4 separate regions of the Mus musculus genome follow, and all the other regions are linked to region 3. Evidence: chromatin loops called from intact Hi-C (ENCODE). Cell type or tissue: left cerebral cortex. All regions are shown on one strand. Each heading gives the region's core, and the rest is flanking DNA. Links, peaks and the distances in the headings are about the cores only.

Evidence for each region. Peaks named below come from ENCODE experiments on the same cell type or tissue, not always from the same donor. Only the 100,000 strongest peaks of a DNase experiment are listed, where the experiment ranks them.
Region 1: it touches region 3 in a loop (7-fold over the local background); 21 of 42 quality-filtered maps call a loop at or near these places.
Region 2: a loop joins it to region 3, with 3 times the contacts of the local background. A loop is called at or near these places in 14 of 42 quality-filtered maps.
Region 4: it touches region 3 in a loop (11-fold over the local background); 14 of 42 quality-filtered maps call a loop at or near these places.

What each region holds. Positions count from the first base shown.
Region 1 is chr4:81,249,551-81,254,888 of GRCm38, forward strand. No RefSeq gene overlaps it. Among named protein-coding and RNA genes, the nearest start is that of Gm25803, 86 kb to the right of the region's middle. In left cerebral cortex, for the core only: a CTCF peak has its summit at 2,627 (motif pointing left); a DNase peak (open chromatin) is centred at 2,617.
Region 2 is chr4:80,949,849-80,955,186 of GRCm38, forward strand. It overlaps Lurap1l (leucine rich adaptor protein 1-like), which reads left to right. Exons shown (of 2, transcript NM_026821.5): 2 at 3,715-4,453. The coding sequence ends at 4,089. Among named protein-coding and RNA genes, the nearest start is that of Lurap1l, 42 kb to the left of the region's middle. In left cerebral cortex, for the core only: a CTCF peak has its summit at 3,023 (motif pointing left); a DNase peak (open chromatin) is centred at 646.
Region 3 is chr4:80,863,922-80,869,259 of GRCm38, forward strand. No RefSeq gene overlaps it. Among named protein-coding and RNA genes, the nearest start is that of Tyrp1, 32 kb to the left of the region's middle. In left cerebral cortex, for the core only: a CTCF peak has its summit at 2,324; DNase peaks (open chromatin) are centred at 187, 900 and 2,332; H3K4me3 peaks cover 736 bases; H3K27ac peaks cover 819 bases.
Region 4 is chr4:81,176,631-81,181,968 of GRCm38, forward strand. No RefSeq gene overlaps it. Among named protein-coding and RNA genes, the nearest start is that of Gm25803, 160 kb to the right of the region's middle. In left cerebral cortex, for the core only: a CTCF peak has its summit at 2,252 (motif pointing right); DNase peaks (open chromatin) are centred at 2,277, 3,198, 3,496 and 3,776.

The sequences.
Region 1 (5,338 bases), core at 192-5,191, 390 kb after region 3:
GATCAGGGTAGAGTCTAGAGGCTGAAGACGCCAGTAGGAGCTTTTGCCATTATCATGACCAATGTGACTTCTGCTTCAAATTCATTTTGGTTTACTGCTCCCCGCACTCTACCAGCCCTGAAACTTCAACTATAGTCTTACCCAAAATCGAAGTTTTTATCAATTTCTAAAGACAGGGCCTTGTCACCCTGTTCCTATTTATAGTGCGGCTCTTGACCAGCAATTTTAGTAGACGGAGATGGATGGGTGGGGGTGGTTATTCCTAGTGTTTTGGGTATCCGTATTCAAAGTGTATATGTGGGATCAGTATGTGATATGAGCTGAGTAAGTGATGGTTGAATTAAGAAACCAGAGCTTTTTGAAAAAAAAAAAAGAAAGAAAAGAGAAAAGAAAAAGTTAATATGTTGGAGTTCTCCCCACCTCAGATAAAGACTAAAGAGAGACAGCACCACATAAAAAGGATTTCATTGACTATTATTTTCCAGGTCAGGGTGGTCCTTGTGTCCAATAGAGGGAACCTTGACAGTTCATGCTGGAACGATACCTGAACTGGATTAATAATGGATTAACCAAGGTCACTACATTTCAAGCTTAACATTGTCAAACGATCTCTTTTTACTTAAGATAGTATCCAAAGGGAAGAATCGGCTACTTCAGAAGAGTGCTGCTCCCCATAGAAAGAAAGGCTTTTACAGTGAAGTTGTAACGTGAAATCACACCATTCTCTGATAGCCGGGGAATAGATAGCCAATTGAACAGAAGTTGGGACAGGGTTCGAATTGAGAAAAGCCACGATGCAAATACAGGTCTACAACGACTGTTCCAAGGCTCATGAAGATTTTTTTTCTTTTGCTCCAAGGAAATAAAGATACCATCTTTGCGGTTAACACCACGAAAGTGTTAGCCAAAGCATATTCCAAGACGGTAGGAACCCATGGCTGGTGGAGGTCTTCCAAGGCCTTTCCTTTAGGTACGGGAGGGGGGGTGTTGTTTGTTTTGCTTTTGCTTTGTTTGTTTTCTGTTTTACTACTGTATTCTTGCAGTTTCCTAAGGATCAGTGTAGACTGAACTTCAGAGTGAGTAATAGTCGATTTACACATTAAGAGAAAAAGCTAAGCTGAGCCAGGAGCCCTAAGCTTAAAAGGGGACTTCAGCAAAGCCTTCCAGGAAGTTGCCCGGGGCTACGTATACACCCTGCATGCTTTTAATCCCTTACTGAAAGACAGAGCACTAAGATCATGGGGCTACCAAAGAAAAATTGGGAGAAAACAAAGAAGGATTTTGTAAAAATGCATTACTTTTGCTAGAAATTGAAGGCACTGTTTGACACAGTACAGTATTAGCTGTCATCTCTGCTTAAAACCCACTTAATGTAAAGTGTCAGGAAGCACTTCTGTGAAGAGGGGAGACTTTAACAAAAACTAAGAAGGTACCAGGAGTGTTAATAATACTGGATGTTTATTAATTTAGTGAACCTTGGCTCTTATCACACAGGGATAACATGCCTTAGTTTTCAGAATTTACCATGTTCAATGGATACAAATTGCCATTAAACAGAATGAAGACTATTTTGGTGATCCTAAGGGCCTAAGACTAGAGTATAGTTTTATGTGCATGTTCTCTATAAGGAAAAAAAATGTTTTTCAAATCATACTCTTCTACAGCAAGAAAACTTAGTAGGCTCATATGTCTGTAGAAGCGTAACTCTAAGTGTCCCAAGCCAAAGATGCCAGATAAGCTTATTTCTGTTTGTTCCAGAGATGAAACTTACCAAGAGGAGGCTGAAGGTCAGCGAAGGAGGAGAACAACGGCTTCTTTAAATCCTCTCCACTAAAGCCCTGAAGCGACACTCAAGCCGACTTCACCTTAAGTCAGGAAAAAATCCACCAAATCTCTCATCCTATCAGAATGAAAGCTCTATTGAGAGGGTGGGAAAAGAAAACCATAAAATGTGCTTTCAAAGTAATTTAAAAATTCTGTGAAGTAGTAGTAATATTAATAAAACGTCTGGCTTCTGAGCATTGGCACTTAGTGTGGATATTCTTTTAGTTTTCTTATATGGAATATTTTGTTTGGAATACAATTAGCTACATTTTAAAATTGTCTTTAAAACTGTCCCATTTTAAATTAGATTTTCATAAAGAAGGTATTTGTAAAAAATTAGCTAATTTGGTCTTTTCTGAAAGAAAGAAAGAAAGAAAGAAAGAAGGGAGGGAGGGAGGGAGGGAGGGAGGGAGGGAGGAAGGAAGGAAGGAAGGAAGGAAGGAAGGAAGGAAGGAAGGAAGGAAGGAAGGAAGGAAGGAAGGAAGGAAGGAAGGAAGGAAGGACAAACCTTGTAAGCCTGTGGCTCTATCCTTTTTTTTCTCCAGAGCAAAAAACAAAGTTCCACAAAAGCAGAAACAATGTAATCTGTAAAATACATACTTGCTTTCTGCTTCTGTACAAGTCCCTGGGGAACTGTAAAGGCCTGGTACTTTAGAAATAAGATTGGAGACCCTTTCTGCAGAGACCATTTAACCAGTCATGAGGTGGGGACCAGGCAAGGGCAAGTGGTGAGGGGCTCAGTGTCCAGAGGACTGTTGCAAAACAAAAGTAGCAGGGCTCTCCTGCCCTCTAGTGGTTCGACCTCAGAAGTGCAACTTCCTCAGTGGATTTGTTTTAGTTTCTCTCCCGGGTTTACTTTAGAGAATTTCAAGTACATTTAATTAAAGACAACTTTATGCCGGTATCCTCGGGGACCGTAGAGATATGGCTTGTCCTTCAGGAATTTTGATTATTCAAATTCAATAATTTATGTTATTGAGTAAGAACTTGCTAAATATCATTGGCACTATGACGATAATGCTAAAATCTCACCTCCCTCCTTGGCACATTCTAAACACCCCTATTTTGCCCAATTGCCTGCATCTCTTCCTTTTGTCCACCTGGAAAGGTAGAAAAGGAAGAGAAACTCTGCCTAATGGGGTCACTGTTGCACTGTATATGTGCAAACTATCACTGGCTGAGGCTGACAGTCCCCAGGGAGCCAAATATTTTAATGTGGGTGTAATAGCTTCTTGTCTATCATTTTTATTTACTGTAGATAATTCTAACTTTTCTGTTTCTAATGTTTCCTTTGAAACATACATTATGAGCTCACCCATATAAATAAACACATTAATGGTGGCCAGCACTAGCCTCAAGTTCACCCATTTTTATTTTTATGTTTTTGCTGTCCATTCAGTCAGAGCATTGCTTTCTAGTGCCACACGCTTTAAGTGATGAGAGTGCACGCATGCTGTGTAAGCTGTCCAAACCTTAAATCAGTGCAGAACCTGATACTGCAATCACTATGACACAGATATTGAACCAAGTGTGTGTTAGCATATCAATACTAAACACAACAGTCATCAAAATACCTCTTTGGCTTAGTCTCTTTTATTTTCCCTCTAAGTGTCTCAATACTATCATGTGGCAATATTCTATGGGAACTTGCCTCACACTGCTATGGGCACAGCCACTAGAGCAACTCTGAGTCATACACACAATCGCTGGGAAAGCTGCTCACCTGCGGAGACCTGCCCTGTGAAGACAGTAGAAGTTGAGCAATCTCAGGATCCTCCTGGTGGAAATGTATACACTGATGGCTGGAAGCTGGGCGGGTCTAATGTCTGGATTGTGGAGAGTGCAGCTAAGCACATGCTAATGACAGCCCCAGCTGCTCTTCATTCATCCTGGTCACCCCAGCTTCCAATGTGCACCCTTAATGCTTGGCTGCTAATTCCCTTGACTTAGAACAGGGTGAGGTCATATTAAATTATTTAATCCTTTAGAAAAACCTACTTCCAAACACTTGAGTTAAATAAAAAATCACTTGCTAGAAAACAGTTTTCAATGGTAGCTTTTACAATATATTGTTGACAATTTAAAAAACTCAACTCATTTATAAAAGTAGGGAACTAAATTATTTCTTATTTTGTTGTTGTTGTTGTTGTTGACAGTGTTTTGTCGTGCAGCCCAGGCTCACCTCAAATTCGTGATCCTCCTTACTCAGCCTCCTTAGTGTTGGGATAGCAGGTCAGGTGCCACAGTGTTCCGCCTGACTGTTTAATCTTATTGACAGTGAAGAATGTTCAGACATGACAATCATTTAGCTTGGAATATTAGCATATTCACATTATAGTGCATGGCCAGTGTTTAGTGAAATTTGACAATAAAGATGGCAGAGAATCAGAATAAAACAACCACAAAAACAAACACACACACACACACACACACACGCACGCACACACGCACGCACGCACACACACATGCACGCACGCACGCGTACACACACACACACACACACACACACACACACACACACGTGCAAAGATGTACACCGTGAGAACAGCCAGTTAGACACAGGGACCATCAAAGGACTGGTTTGTACTCTCATTTTGACTTTTCAGCATCACCTGGACTACTTGTTGCAACTTAGCAAGTAGCCATTGCTGATCTATCTATCATTTTCCTCTCCGGTCCTCACTCTGTATCCTCATTGCCCACCACACTGGCAGTTTCCTCCATGCCGCTCACATGAAAGGCTGGAGCCAAAGAGGTGGGTTTCCAGAAACATAGTGCTATGAACTTTAATCCCTTCAGATATTTTTTATCAAAGATATTCGGAAAATTATATTTACCATTCAATGAAGAGTTATTATGATATGTTACTGTGTTTGGTATTTTGATGTTCCTCAAAAAACCCACATCTCTGTGTTAAACTAATGTTCAAACATTTTATTTTTGAAATCCATATAGGATTTTTTATTTATTTTAAAGAAGTAAAAATATATCAGCACGTGTGTTCATTATACTCTGTATTCATATATTTTACACATGACACGCTTCAGGGCATAAGATCTCATTAAGCAGAGGACATGTGAAAGGTAAAGGAATGCAGGCAAAGGGTCTGAAGGAGAGGCTAACGGTAGCCTGGTGAGGACAAGGTCTTCTTAGAGAAAAGCAGTCTATGCCAATCAGGTTTGGAAAAGTTAAAAAAAAAAAAAAAAGACCAAAAATTAAGCAAAAACCCAAAGCTAAGCAATAGGTGTCCCTAGTACTAATGAGATAAAAGCATTTACTTCTCACTCAATCAGCAGACTGAGGCAAGCTGGAACAGGAAGTGGGAAGACTGAACAAATGAGCCCCACACATGTTCTCAGGGACACATGTAGACCAGAGGAAATCTATGCCACACAGTAGGAAAGAAACTCAGCTTCTAAGGAGGCTCTGCAGGTCAGTGTACAGCATTAGAATGCCCAAAACCTTTCTTCTCTATCTGCACACTCCTTCTCTGCATGTGGCTTCCCTCAAACAC
Region 2 (5,338 bases), core at 274-5,273, 86 kb after region 3:
CCCTGAGCAAACAGAATCATGTGTGCACTGTGACTCAGAGCTTGAAGTCCGCTTCCCTTTTGAATGCTATCTTATACTCTGTAAATTTAAGGTAGGGAGAGTCTATACCAGTTACTCAGTGCCAGAGTCACGTGAGTGAATAGACACAGGATTATCTGCTGGGGAATGCTTCAGTCCTATGGTTTTTTATTCCTGATGACTTTTTTCTTTTCAAGTCCTATACCACCAGCCCACACAAAGCCCCAGTGTTCTGAAGGGGTCCAATCTGGTGCATAGCTGGTGTCCAATTATTGGACATATTTTGACCAAGTAGCTATTATGTGCCACGTACTCCTCTAGGACTTAGCAAGCAGTGGTAATTAGGCAGACCAAGTTCCTAGTACTCAGAAACTCCTTTACACACAAGTAATAAATTGGTTTCAGCAAGTCATAAATATTAGGCAGGAAACAATAGTCATGAAACTCGGTCTAACTGGGCTTGACGACTGGGCATGACTAATCAGGAATGGGTTCGACGTGCTGATAACATGGAAGCTCTGAGCTTGAGGAGGGCCCCAACTGGCAATATGCTCAGAATAAAGTCACAGGACTCTAACAGCCTAGATGAGAAAAGCACGGGCTCCTGCCACTGTGTAAAGCTACTCTGTTTTTGGTGCAGTTATGGCAAGGACTGAGATGAATCATAGCATGAAAAGGGTCGGGCAGTCATTGGAGTAGCACTGTGACTCAGTTTTTGGTGGATTACTAATTCTCCCAAGGTTCATCAATACTGTAACCATACCTTAGTTCTGGAAGAAAGCCACGAGTAACAGACAAGAACTCCTGGAACAGACCAGCAGCCAACCACAGAAATCAGCACACCCAGCAATCTGGAAGAGACTGTTTACTGTCCCGGGGGACAAAGGGATAGACACACATCTATAATCATTATTTATGTGAACAGGTTTTTAACCATGATACTTCCCCCGCCCTCCCCAACAGTGACTCAATAGACTCTGAATGTTTTGCTTTTAGCAGCAAAAGATTTCCTTACTTGAATCATTTCATGGTCAAAGGAAGCTTTTGTTCCTTCATAGTCTGCTTTCTTTTTCTTCTTATTGATCAATTAAATTGAAAAATATATATATATATTAGATGCTACCACTATACAAGACCAAAATTGCTGATAGAAAATTAACCCTTGACTCATGTTATTTCTGAAAGCCTGAGTTTATTAATTTATTAAGAGCTGATATGTCAAAGATCTTAAAATATGGCTAAAATTTTAAAAAGTGTTTAGGAAAGACTTTGCAATTTAGTAGAGCAGTAAGAATGGCTTTCCTAATAACAATATGAACTAACCAATACCCACAGAGCTCGTGTCTCTAGCTGCTTATGTAGCAGAAGATGGCCTAGTCAGCCATCATTAAGAAGAGAGGCCCCTTGGTCTTGTAAACTTTATATGCCCCAGTACAGGGGAACACCAGGGCCAAGAAGTGGGAGTGGGTGGGTAGGGGAGCAGGGTGGGGGAGGGTATGGGGGACTTTTGGGATAGCATTTGAAATGTAAATGAAGAAAATACCTAATAAACAATTGGGAAAAAAAAGAATGACTCTCCTAAGGGGCTTATTTGCCTAACTGAGACATATATACACACATATTTGTAATATATATCACAAATCAGTCTACTATGCAATGGCACAAAATTCAGCAATGTCGTAAGATAGAAACCTAAAGTGCTACAGAAGCTTCTTGGATCAACATGGGGGACTAGAGTCAGTAAGCTGGGAAAAGTCCACCAAGAAAAACGAGGAGGGTTTGGAGAAATGATAAATGATGATGGTCCGTAAATGCATGCTCAGAGCTCAACCCAGGTGGGGTGTTTTTATGGGTGAAGCAGGCATTTGGGAGCAGGCATCTGTTTTCCATTTGCAAAGTTGTTGGGAGAAGATCCTGCTGGTCTTGCTCCATGCGTGTAATGGCATGGGAAGGTCCTTCAGCTTCAGAGGCTGGCTGAAGAGTACCAGTGTGACCCAGTGGTTTTCTTTGCTGATCAGTGGATCCATGTGCATTGTTATATTTGTAGATACTGGTATTATTTGTGATTTGAACTCTGTCTTGATGACCTATAAGGTCTGTGGGTAAATTTGAACACAAAGACTTTCAGAAAGTCTCTGTCTTGGTCATAGTCATTGCAAGGTTATTGAAGCAGCATAAAGTAATTAAAAAATAAAGTTTGAGACTTGCTGAGTTCATACCCTTTTGTTTGGAACATCATAAAAAGTACTGATTTTAACCTGTTACTGCTTGTATAATTATGCATATTACTAAGAAGATGCAGAAGTTGCCCCAGTACAGGGGAACACCAGGGCCAAAAAGGGGGAGTGGGTGGGTAGGGGAGTGGGGGTGGGTGGGTATGGGGGACTTTTGGTATAGCATTGGAAATGTAAATGAGCTAAATACCTAATAAAAATGGAAAAAAAAGAAAATTCAAAAAAAAAAAAAGAAGTTGCTTTAATATCTTAGAGAATTTTAAAAGTGTGCCTTGTACTTCTTAGTTTTCCATTTATGTTTTTGTTACTTTTTGTAAATTGTACTCTAGAGTGGAACTGTTTTCTTTCTTCTCTGTCTGTCTATCCATCTGTCTATCTCCCTGTCTGTCTCTTCTCTCTGTAACTTTGCCTACCCATTAGTGTTGAACCCAGAACACTATGGGCAAGCACTCTATACACCTAACACTGTTCCCACTGGCTCTCTGGTGAAGGAGATTTTATCCATCCCTGTTTGTTCACACATTCACTTTTCACCTTCAGTTATGAATTCACTCCTCAGCAGGAAGTCCTTTTGCATGAAAGCACATTTCTGATGACAATAGGTTTCTGTTTGTGGTTTGAGTCACTCAAGAATGAATGCCTTTGATAATTCTTGAGACCTACATATCTGAATTAGCTCTAGGTCTTAAAGAGAGAATTGGCATGGCCAGTCTTTGGGGTTACTATGGCCAGTGGAAGGATGGGATTTATTTTCAAAACTGTAATGAATGTGAGTAGGCCCTCTTGTGGCCAGCCAGTTTGTTTAACCTTAAAAGCAAATGAATTATCCTAGTGTTCTTTATGGAGATGCAGTTAGAAGGGTTGCCAGTTTCTACTTTTTCTTAACTTTGTTTTTTTGCCTGCGGTTTTCAGTTCTTTTTGAAAGATGAAAGCAATAATGCCTACAGGACAGGGTAATTAGATTTTTGTAATGAATGTTGTTGGTTTTGTTTTCACAATGTTGGATGTTATCATTTAATAAGCAGAGGTATCTATAAAATTAATGAGGACTCCCTAATTTCTTCACTTTCTTGGTTGTCACACCCAGTTCCACATTAGTACTGATAAGTTAATCCAGAAAAAGAATGCATTTCTTAATAGACAACTTGGCATTTGATGGGTGTGTTCAAGGAGCTTCATTGGGGTCAGAAATACAATGGGGATTTTTTTTTTCTTTTTGGCTGTTTAGGAGCCTGATGCATATGTCAGGAAGTGAGTTCTTGATTCTGACTTCTACTAGGAGTCAACAATTTCCAGAGTGGGTGAGACAAGTGTGTGTGTGTGTGTGTGTGTGTGTGTGTGTGTGTGTGTGTGTGTGTGTAGTAAATTTAACATTGTGGACTGCAGTGATATGAGCAAATTTGAGATTTTTCTTGAACATTGAATAACTAGCATGTCTTTCTTCTCTTCTTCTCCATCCTAGGTTAACCTCAGAGCCACTGATGTAAGGCTCATGCGTCAATTGCTCCTCATCAATGAGAGCATCGAGTCCATCAAGTGGATGATCGAGGAAAAAGCCACCATTACCAGCCGAGGCAGCAGTCTCAGTGGCAGCCTGTGTAGTTTGCTGGAGAGTCAGAGTACCTCCTTACGTGGCAGCTACAACAGCCTCCATGATGGCAGTGATGGGCTGGATGGCATCTCAGTAGGGAGCTACCTGGACACTTTGGCAGATGATGTACCAGGTCATCAGACCCCTTCAGACTTGGATCAGTTCAGTGACAGCTCCATCATAGAGGACTCACAGGCTCTGCACAAGCATCCCAAGTTGGATTCTGAGTACTACTGCTTTGGCTAATGATCCACTTTTTTGCATGGGACTGGTGTGCAATTAAACTTGTATGTATCCTTCTTCTCTGCTGCTATATTTTTGGTGTGATTTATTTTAATAAGGCAACCTTTTTAAAGAAGCTTATTTTTAAACTGCTTAATGATATTTCTGTTGCTCCTAATATTTCTCATCTAGACTGATTTATTTTTCTCTGTTACATCTCTATTTTTATTTATTGTAATAATCTCTCTCCCTTCTCTTAAAGTAGCACAGACAAAGTAGAGGGGGAAAATAAGCAATAATTGTTTCTGCTTTTGATTTCAGAGTAAGGGGTCAGGGATTATATGAACACTTTGCTAAATTTTACAATAAACCAAAGTCTGATCACTTCCTTCATACCGTGGTTTGTGGTGTTGAATGACTTGAGATTTCTATGTGCCAGAAGATACGAAGATGGTTTACTGTTTGTGCGTTAAATCAAACCAGCTATTTGGACAAAGGTAGACATTATTACAAAGCCAGAATGCATTGGTGCACAATGAGCTGTACTCTTAGATACATGTATCCACATCACTGACATTTGGAAGACCCACACTGCATAGGCTCGATTTAGCCTACTCTGGTGTCCACATTATAGATTAGAATTTTAGAATTCCAGCAATGCATTTAACACAAATCTTGAGTTTGTTTCACAATATGTATTATACTACTAGATTTCAAAGGAAAATGGACAGTAGTTTTCAAGGTGAGTACCGGCAATGACCTTTGGATTTCTGTGGGAGGAATAAAGGAGAGAATGAAAGAATGGTGTGTCAGATCTGAAGCAGGACAGCGAAGATTGGTGAATCCACAGAGAAGGGTCACAATGTCAGCCACGTGGATCTCTGAGTCAAGCAGGCAGATGAGAAATTTTCCACAGGAAGAAGATGGCAGAAATGACTACCACGTGTGTGTTATGGTCCCTCTTGTAGTGCCTCCCTTCAGGAATTGTCTTTCCTGGTTCCAGGGAATCTGGGAAGTGTAACATTTCAGCAGGAATCTATTTTGAAATACTAAGTTTAAAGATAGTTTGAGATTTACAGATATTTTCTTATATTTATTTTGACATAGTAGAAGGCATAAACGTGTACAGTAAGGTAAGAGCAGAACCATTATAACTATAAATACCAATATGTTATTTTTTCATCCTAAAAAAAAATTTCCTAGTTTTCTGGATTGGTACCTGAATATGTATAGTGAGTCAAAACACTTAGTTTTTCTTTTGGTATTTATTTTG
Region 3 (5,338 bases), core at 154-5,153:
CTTTCTAATGTGTAGTTCAAAACTTTCCCAGTTCTAGTAGTGACCTTTAGAATGTTTTTTATAAACAAACAAACAAGCAGCTTTTAAGAAGAAAAATAAAATCATGTAGAAATGCCAACATCTTAGTCCTAACTGTCTCAGACTCCCTCACCACATCGATCAGGCTGGCCTGGAACTCCGCCCGCCTTTGCTCCCTGAGTGCCAAAGTTAAAGGCGTGCCCCACTGGCTTGCCGGTCCTCTAGTAGTTCATAACTTCTCTAAGCGACCGTTTTCTTATATTTAAAATAAGGACAGCTCTACAAAACAAAAATAAATTTGTAAACACTCAAAGTAAGAATGTATGTTGTGTATCTGTAGTGATGGTGTATGGGCTTTAATGTAAAAGAACTTAATAAACTTCAAGAGGTTCTACGAAGTTCAGTGATAACTACATTTTTTAAACAATCATCTGTAAATATATATATATATATATATATATATATATATATATATATATATATATATATATGTATGCTGCAAAGTTTGATCTCTAGGTTTGCCATAGCTTGTAGCACGCTGATTTCCAACTGAATGCTCTCCTCCCAGTGCCATCGAGGGCATGTCACAGCTAATTATCTGTCATCACGCCCTGTTGCATAGGCGGTACCTTGCCTGCTGCTGCTGGGACCTCTCGCTGTCTGTTGATTCATTTGCATTACCTCCTGAGAGCCTCTGCTGTGTGTGGAGCACACAAAGCAGAGCCCAGGGGCTAACTGGCAGGCCCGTCAGAACCGCGGAACGCTTCTCAGTCCCCTCCTCATTACTTAGTGAGTAATGTGGGGATGTTCTCTGCTTCACGCGCTCTGGCAAAGTAAACGGTCATCTGCTGCTTCAGCTGCTTCCCAGCGTCTGGGGTGCAGCACTACAACGCAGGAGGAACTGCGCTTGCACTTATGCAAATCATGATGGAGCGCCTGGGTTTGGCAGCATTCCTTCCAGAAGCCTCCTTTGCGCGCTGCACCGGCTGCCTGTTTGGTGCTTCCAGGGTTTTGAGAGGCAACCTCAGAATAGATCTTGCCCAGCTCAATGTATTTCTATGTTCCTGGACTAAGGAAAACATTCAGCTCTTCCCTACGTCCATACTGAAACCACAATGTTTCAATTTCATCTCTAAAATACACGTTTGAGACCGAGTCGGCTTATGCATATCTGTCTTTTTAAATTAAGGAGATGTACTTCCTTAACTGATACTCCGGGTTAGATTTAAAATATATGAAAGCATTCTAACAGATCATCTACACATAGCACACGTACCAAATTGTTGGAGTGTATGTGTATGTGAATTTATATGACGTATATGTATATGTATACGTATGTGTGTATGTGTGTATATATATACATGTTATGATATGTATGTGTATATGTATATATAAGTATGATATATGTATATATGTGTGTGTGCACGTGTGTATGTATATATTAACATTTTGTCCTAATAATTTTATTATCACTATACATAGTTTTAAAGCAGTAAAGTGAATTTTATTCAGGTATTTCTTTTTTTCTCCAATTTTTTATTAGGTATTTTCTTCACTTACATTTCAAATGCTATCTCAAAAGTCCCCTATACCCTCCCCTCACCCTGCTCCCCTACCCACCCACTCACACTTCTTGGCCCTGGTGTTCCCCTGTACTGGGGTATATAAAGTTTGCAAGACCAAGGGGCCTCTTTGGAGCTGAGACGAAAGGATGGACCATCCAGAGACTGCCACACCTGGGGATCCATCCCATAATCAACCACCAAACGCAGACACTATTGCATACACCAGCAAGATTTTGCTGAAGGGACCCTGATATAGCTATCTCTTGTGAGGCTATGCCAGTGCCTGGCAAACACAGAAGTGGATGCTCACAGTCAGGTATTAGATGGAACACAGGGCCCCCAATGGAAGAGCTAGAGAAAGCACCCAAGGAGCTGAAGGGGTCTGCAATTCTATAGGAAGGACAACAATATGAACTATTCAGGTATTTCTTTAGCACCTTTCAGCTACTTTAATCCCAGCAAAGACAGGTCGGAAAGTGACAAAGATTCACTTCATCTTTGTACGAAATCTTAGTTCACTAACGGGTGGGAATTTTTGGTTTTCTTTCTTTTTTCTCTGCATTAGTCTATGCTTTTTAGGACAGAGTATTTCTGTAAAAAAAATAAATAAATTCATAGTCAGCTTAGAGAACAAGAGAATGGCAAAGATGCATGGCAAAAATTAATAATAAAATTGAAAACTGAGCCAGGAAACTTGTAAAGTCGTTGGAAAAGCTCTGTGCTTAGGGCCGCTTTCCTCTAGATGTCAGTGTAGTCCTAGACTTTACAGCCCCTAGCTGTACTGAACCGAAGGGCACAGGAAAATGTTTATTGCAGGCCCGTGCTATGTATGTAATTGAATGGTTTTTCTTTTGACAACTGAACCAGATTTGCAACTATGGATGTTCGTGTGAAGATGACATAATAGATTTTGTTCTAGAAGAACAAAACATGGCTAACACATCTTACACACACTGTTTTCTGCAACGTTGTAGGCATTTCCCAACCCTGGCATTCACTGTGGCATGCATAACTGAAGGATGTCATATGCTGAGATGTTAGTATTTTAAAAGCTCAATAAGTTCCATTATCTTAGATGGTTATTGATATAATTGATGATGACTGAACTCAATTTAATCTGCCCATTAGCATGGAGTCTTGCATTACACTTTTATCACCAAAAGGCTAGCAACACCAAATATTAGAAGAAAGAAAGTTATGAATCTGTGGAGTACGTATTGCAATTTATCACAACATGTGCAGCTAAACACGGAAATTCACAGTTCCCCAGCCATAAAGACACCATTATCATCTTCTCTAGAGATGAAACTTGATCACAGGGTTGGTATAGACAACTTCCTATACAGATGGCAAAAATACTAAAGAACTAAACTAGATGGTGGTGAAGATAAATAAATGTATATATATTCATTTCTCTGCTTGAATTAGTGACAAATTCTTATTCTGTCTTGGGCCTCTGGACTTCTCAACATGTGCCATGACCCAATCAATAGTTCAGCTGGTCATGTTACAAGATTGAAATTCTCCAAATGATAGATGGTAACAATTCACAAATGAGGGTTTATTTCACAGTTTAAAACAAAAAACAAATGAAGTCTAATAAGCCTTGCTCTCAGCAGACAGGTAGGCAAATGTCTGAGGTTGAGGCCATCTGAGTATACATAGCAAGTTCCAAGCCACTCAGAGCTACAGAGTGAGACCCTGTCTAAAATGTATCACCAAAACAAAATGTATCTTTAAGTAAAGATTTCAAAAATCACATTTTAATAGTTATCTCCAGTGACATTGATGATTCCCTATGTTTAAAATATTGTAAGGAATATTCTTTTTTGTCAACTTTACTACATCTGGAATTAACTAAAATTCTAAAGGCTGGATACACCTGTCAGGAAATTTTTTGTAGTTAAATCATTTGAAGTGAGAGGACCCATTCTTTTTTCGGGAGGCGGGGGGTAAGGGGGAAGAAAGGGTTCCAGATAGGGTTTTTCTGTGTAGCCCTGGCTGTCCTGGAACTCACTCTGTAGACCAGGCTGGGAGAGGATCCATACTTAATCTGAATTTTTGGGGTAAGAAGATACATTTTTAATCTGCTCCACATCTTCTGGTTGACAGCCTATATAAAGGACATGAGAGAAGGGAGCATGGAACATGGAACATGACCAGTTGAACTATTGATCCGGTACTGACTGACTCTTCAGGATTCCATCATGTACTGAAGATGAGCAGAGACATCCAGCCCCATGGGCTGAACTGGATTCTTGGCCTTTCTCTTGATAGACAGCCATCGTTGGATCTAGCCTAGCTGGACCACAGCCTGCAAACCACTGTAATAAATCCTGTATATAAATGTAAATCTCTCAATTTCCAAGTCGGCTTTGCTGAGCAGAGTTCAGCATTTGCTCAGGACTTCTCTTCCCATCAAGGATAGGGAAAACTCCTCTTTGCCCTTCCTGGCTTCTGAATCTCATTGCTTTCCGTCCTTGGCTTGTGTGCCTTCCTCCACCTCTAAACCCCGAGGTCTGCATCTCTGCGTCTCACATTTGCTTCTGTCCCAAGGCTTTCCTTGTGTCTGTTCATTGAATATCTGCTCTCCTCCACTATGCCAGGAAATGTGTGATTGCATTTCAGACCCATGAAGGCAATGCAGGATAATCTCCCCATCTGGAGATCTCAATCATACCTGCAAAGTCTTCTTTATCCTACGAGGTTACACTCCGAGTCCATGGATTAGGGCCTAGGCACCTTCCAAGCCATTCCTCAGCTCTTCACAAACGTTCCCTTTGTGAGAAGCTGGCTCAGCTGTGAGCAGCAGAGAAAAATGAAGCCACTTCCAGATTCTTCATCTTCCCTTAGCAAATTCCCATGAAAAGTTTATCCTTGACTCTCTTCTGGCAATGATCAAGGAGAATAAATCAAGAAGACTATAAAGCTGACTGAAGGATTCTAAGTCACTCTCATAAATTCTGAAGAAAATTTCCTGTCCTTCAGTTATTTCTCTCCTACCCACATGAGTCTACTGAATGCTGTTTCTACTGAATGCTGTTTCTACTGAAGTTGCCTGTACTCTTAAACTACGGTCTCACATTTAACACAGCTTGAAGTTCTCCCTCATAAATCCACTTTGTTTGGTTTATCCGTGTCTTCAATATTCACATAATTAAAATGTTTATACTACTCAAATCAAACATTCTGTAGAATTCTATATTCTTTTAATAAACAACGGGCCAGGTGTGGTAGCACAGACCTTCAATCCCAGCCCTCGGGATTCAGATGTGAGAGGACTTCTCTAAATTTAAGGACAGAATGGGCCAAACCTGATCTACATGGTGAACTCTGGATAGCCAGGACTACATGGTGAAATCTTTCCTGGAAGGGGAAAGGTATTTTCACAGTTAGAGAAAAACTACTCTAAATTCACATGGAGGCACCAGAAATTCCAATTAGCCAAAGAAATCTTGAACAAATTAAGCAAAACTGGAGTTATCATAGTACCTGATTTCAAGACATGCTCTCAAAAATCAAAACTTAAAAGCTTTAGAGAGAAAGACAGAGTACAAGCCACAGTATTCAAGGCAGCATCACAGCATAACAGAAATTTAGATCTGAGTTGTTATAGAGATCCCCAAAACAAATCTAGATGTCCACAGACAACTTGTTTCCCAGCAAGGCATCAAATATGCACACTATAGTAAGGACAGCCTCATCAACAAACAGTGCTGGAAAAACTGGATATCCATGGGAAGAACTTTATCTCT
Region 4 (5,338 bases), core at 70-5,069, 310 kb after region 3:
GCACAACTTAAGGGTGGGATGGCAGTTCAGCTTACAGTTTCAAGGAAACTAATAGGAACTTTTACAAGGGTTTCAGTAAATAACAGACAGGACAGGAGGGGACGGGAGGAGGGGAGAGTGTCAGGGCAGAGAAACACCCAGCTCAGCAGGCAAAACAGTTGAAAAACAATGCTGCTACAAACTTTCTCCTTTCTTCATTTCTATTCTGTTTGGGGTCCCAGGCAATGGAATGGGTGCTGCTGCCCATGTCCAGGGTGGCTTCTGGCCACTTCCAAGGTGGGTTTTTACCCTCAGTGAGTCCTCTCAGGGCAACACTCTCACAGACAATTCCAATCTTCTAGTGGATTTTTGAAGGGACTCAAGTATGTGAGCATGGCTCTGGCAGGTCTTGCTCTTTTCTCCCATCCCACTTGCCTTGTTAAAAGCAGATTATATTCCTAAAGCTAACCACCAAGGTCTATTGCTATTTGACCACTTCTTCCTCCTGAGGCTGATTGCCAAGGTCCAGCTATCAAAGGACTGAAACCCAGCAATCAAAAGTCGTCCCCCCCCCAGCTTCCTTAATTAACTTATCCAATTAAAATTCAACACCTCATCCAAACACAGGGTTTCCCTCTTTACCTCTATAAACTGCCATTTTCCTGTGGACCACATCTGTCTCCTCTCTATCCAGAGGCAGTCCTTTGCCCCATACCTAGGCAGATATCCCTGCCCCCTCTGCCTTGTTCCTCTGCCTTTCTCTCTGTCCTCTATCTCCTGTCTTTGTTTTTTATTTCCTGACCTTTGTCCCTTTGAGCTGAGAACTTGGTCTTCGGGGTCCAAATGATACCTTTTTTTTTTCTCTTTAAATCCAGTCACGTTTAATGAATCCTGATGACCAGAGATTAGATTCTCAATAGACTTGGCAGAGAGGGATGACCTCAGCCAAGGCATCAACCTTTAGGCTGAGCACACATGTAAACAAGAAGGGAATACACTAACAGGATGAGGCATAAGTGATTAGTGAAGACTCTCAGCTCCTTAAGGGCGTAACCATAAATTATGCCCGACAGTTCGGTTTCCGGTAATTGTTAACAAATCTGCTGTGTTCATTAAGATCACGTCTTCCAGCTTGTTACATGGCTCATCTAATTACCTGCCTTATCCTTGTTTGGGGTTGTTAGAGCAGTTGTCTCCCACTTCAGCGGGAACCTGCTGGGTACAGGCACAGAGAGTGACTTCCTGTGTGCATTTGGGAGCTGTGGTCTGTTCACTCCCAGAGGTCGTTGCTACCGGGTCTGGAAGCTGGGTGTGAGCAGGTATCTTTTCAGCATCCTATTGTCTGCTATTTTGAATCTAAACTTCTGGGTGACTGTCATTATTATGGCCATGACCCCACAGTGGCAGAGACATTGATCGAGAAGAGTTAACCTCACAAATGAAACAATGGTCGAACCCCACTAGGTTCTCCACAAGGATGACCCCTTGTGGCTTACGGGAACACAAGTGGACCTGTGCACAACCGGGCATCATGCACATTCCCTAAGCCCTTGAAGAAGCCTTGTTTATTTAACTTTTCAAACTAACTTGAAGCACTTTTAGAACAGTTGTTTACACTGTGTTAACTGGAGAATACACAAGCACTGTGGATACAGGAAATGGAAGCAAGGAAAACGGGCAAGGTGCAGGAACTCAGCTATGAGTAACAGTGGATTGTAACACTGTTTTTTCCTTGACGGTTCTCTTCCTGCACACAGAAGGCACACTTAACAACAGGAAGGTTGGTGAAACCCAGCAGCAGTAGCAGACAGAGAACAGACTCTGGGGCCGCCGTTACTAGGGTATCAATTCCTGTGCTCATCGTGGGTGGGAGGAAAGCGTACGTACATCTATGTAAACACTGAATGCTCCCCAACAGGCTCAGATGTGCCTTTCCTTGCCACACTGAAGTTCTTGTCTTATACTGATCATCTCACAGTTAATATGTCCCACTGGTCCTCCATGTGTGCGGACTACCTGCTCCGTTTTGTGTGTGGCACATAACGTTGAGCATTATTTGATAAGTGCAGAAACAAATACCAAGTGCCTAGACAGCGAACATTCCAGATGGGTTACTAATTGAGCTGTTGGGAAATCTCTGACACTCTTAGATGGGAAAGAGCTGGAGGATGCTCTTGCTCAAGGATTTCCCAGGCCTTTGAACAAGTTCTGTGCTCTGCAAATGTGTTGAGATTCGGTTTCTCCCGCTGATGCGCCACAGATGGCCACATGGTGGCGCTGGCGCTGCGCCGTAGAAACGGAGCTCAGGCTGCAGCTGAGGCTCCAGCCTCCCTCGCTGTTCTTCCGGCCCCCGCCCTGCGCTTCCCCTCAGGACTTCCTTCCCATCCAGTCAAGCTTGATGCCATGGCTCTTGCCAAGAAGCTGTCAAGCCAGAAATGGGAGCTGGGGTACTGCCCACCTGAAGCTGGAATTTCCTTTGTTCTTCAGCAGACTCAATTCACTGTATTGCTCCTAGTTAAAAAGAAAAAAGAAAAAAAAAATCTCCACCACACTTTTAATGCTTTTTTAAAAAAAGCATGGTTTCCTAGTTTGAGATGCAAGTATTTTTACTCTGCACTTGATTGGCTCCTGCAAGTGACCCAGTGCTGCCTAAATAAAATCACCTACAAAGCAAATATCCTGATATGTTCTTACGATGTTCACAGCTAGAATGTGCAAGGGCCTGTTCCCTAGTAAAAGGGACTGTTTACTAGCCCAACCTAGCATAAGGCACCTGGACATGTACATTCACAGGCGACTGGAGAACAAGAAAGCAGAAATAAATTACTTGAAAATCACCTACTCGCTATGAATGACAGCTAAGCTCAGAAACTAACAGTCCCTTTGCAGAAGCAAAAATACTTTCAATAAATTAAAGCTGCTATTCTTTTCTCTACACATGTTTGGTATATACATCTGGGTGTGTGTGTGTGTGTGTGTGTGTGTGTGTGTGTGTGTGTGTGTGTGTGTGTCTGTGTATGCGTGCGTGTGCAGGGTGTGTTTGTGCATAAGGATTACCCTGTCATCTTCACTGGGCACCTTAATGTTTGAAACATGGTCTTTCAGTTAACCTAGAGCTCACTGATTGGCCAGACACACTGGTCCCTGATCTCTCAGAGACATATCTTCTGGGATGGTACCTCCATCATACCCAGCATATCTGTAGGAACATAAGCTCAGCCCCTCGAAAGCTCTTTATCCACCAGGCCATCTTCTTATCTCCCCCTTTCCTTGTATTCAGCTAAGTCTTGTGCTACTTAAGGTGAAATAATCCGAAGTCATACTTATATATGGCAATGCTTTTAGTAATTGATATCTAATAAATAAAATGGATGTTTGTAAGGAAGCAGTCCATTGAATCACAACAAGTGTACATTCATTAGTGCAAGCTCTATCACAATTAAGACATGCAAGTAGAGAAATCCTAGTCCAAAACGTCTGGGAGCAGAAATAGTCTAGATTTCTGGTGTCTTCACAGCTTGTAATATTTTCATGTATGAAATGAGGTAGCTCAGAGATGAAACCCATGTTTAGACACAGGATTTTGCAACCTCAGCCAGTATGTATGATACTGGGGAATGATGTTGGCCACTATTTGTCCATTCTAATTTAGCCACTATATAGTATATATGTGAACTGTTAACATGTTTGGATTTTAACTTTCAGCTCTCTGCTGTTGACTGCCGTTGAGCATTCTTTCATATGCTCGCAAGGAGTTGTGGGTCTTCCTCTGTGACATGTCCATTTAGAAACTGAGCTTTCCAAAAACCCACATATAGTAAGCTGTTCCTGTAATGTGGGTGTGAGTTTTCTGTTATTACTGTGGGTTGGAGAACTATCTTCTTCAGCCTGTGGCTTCTTCACTTGGTGTTCCCCCACGGTGTCTCTTGATAAGCAGAAATTAAATTTAAATGAAAGCATCATTTACAGCTTCCTTCATGTCTAGTGATATAAAACCAGTTACTTGATGTATGTGTCTCGTGCTCTGATCTCAGCTTGCTGGAGAGCCTCTTCCTTCAGTAAGCAGCCTTGACTCAGTCTATAGTCTACGCCTATGCTGGGTTGCCTTGAAAGCCAATTGATGGTGCGTGTTTGGTTCTAGTTGACCCCAGGTCGGTTCTCACCATGCTGTTTGTGCAACTGTTCATCTTCAGGCATCACTAGGATGCCCCCACGCTGCTCTTTGAAGAGATCCCTTTGACCTTATTTCAGGAGTTGTGTTTCCCAAATAAGTTTCAAAGTTAATTCTCAGTTTCCAATACATACACACACACTGTGTGGGGGGGGGGGTAGAAAAAGAGAGATGATTGGATTTGATTGAATAGACTTTACTAGGTTTTTAAACAGTTAATTTGTAAGATCTATTTCTTGTTAAGAAAGCTTCATTTTCTAACTTTTGAAAATTTTCTCAAAATGTTCTTGTCTTTGAAAAATATTTAAAACTGTCTTAAACCAGATCAAAACTCATTTTGAAAATCTTGGAAACCATCCAGTCTATTTTGAGCTACTCTGCCTGGATAAAAAGAAACTTCTTCCCCATGATTCAAGTCTGGAAAAGTATTTTTCTGACATTAAAAAAAAGTATGTAATTATGATAAGTAAGTTCCTAACTTCAGAAATATTTTAGGTGCTTTAAAAAATACTAATATCCATGTTATTTAAGTATTAGCTTAAAAAGTAACTTCTGTGTAGATTCTACAAGATGGAAAAATAATCCCAATTCATTAATTATATTCAAATTATTAAAAATTAAAAACAAAATTGGTGTTCAAGTCTTTCAATCTGGTATATATTCATGACATGTGGGTACAGAATCCTAAAAAAGTAGCCACACAGAAGAAAACAAGTGACCCAGCTTACTGTTCAAGTGATTTTAATTGTAGGTTTTCAGTCTGGTTTGGTTTCCTCTCTATTTGAGCCATTTCAATCTCTTAATTGTTGTCTTCTATTTTGTTTAAAATCTTATTTCATAGAGGTGTGCTCAGGTAGCAAGAGCCCTCTATCAGCCCTCTCTCCAGTCACAACCTGTGTCTCTCTTCTCCCATTTGACAGGAGTGTCTGGACTGTAGTACACAACAACACAGTCATTTGAAAATAAACACAGCCTTCACTATACTTCAGAATCTGTCATATTTGAAGATGCTTGCCGCTGGGCTTGTCAGCGATCAACAGCAACAAATTAACTAACATAAAATAAAATAAAAAAAAATCATATCCCGTAACACAATTACCATACTCTTTCCATTGTAAGGTCTATTTTCCACCTTACGAATTAGGATATATAATTTGTATACTAATTCTGAAATTAGGATATGTAAAT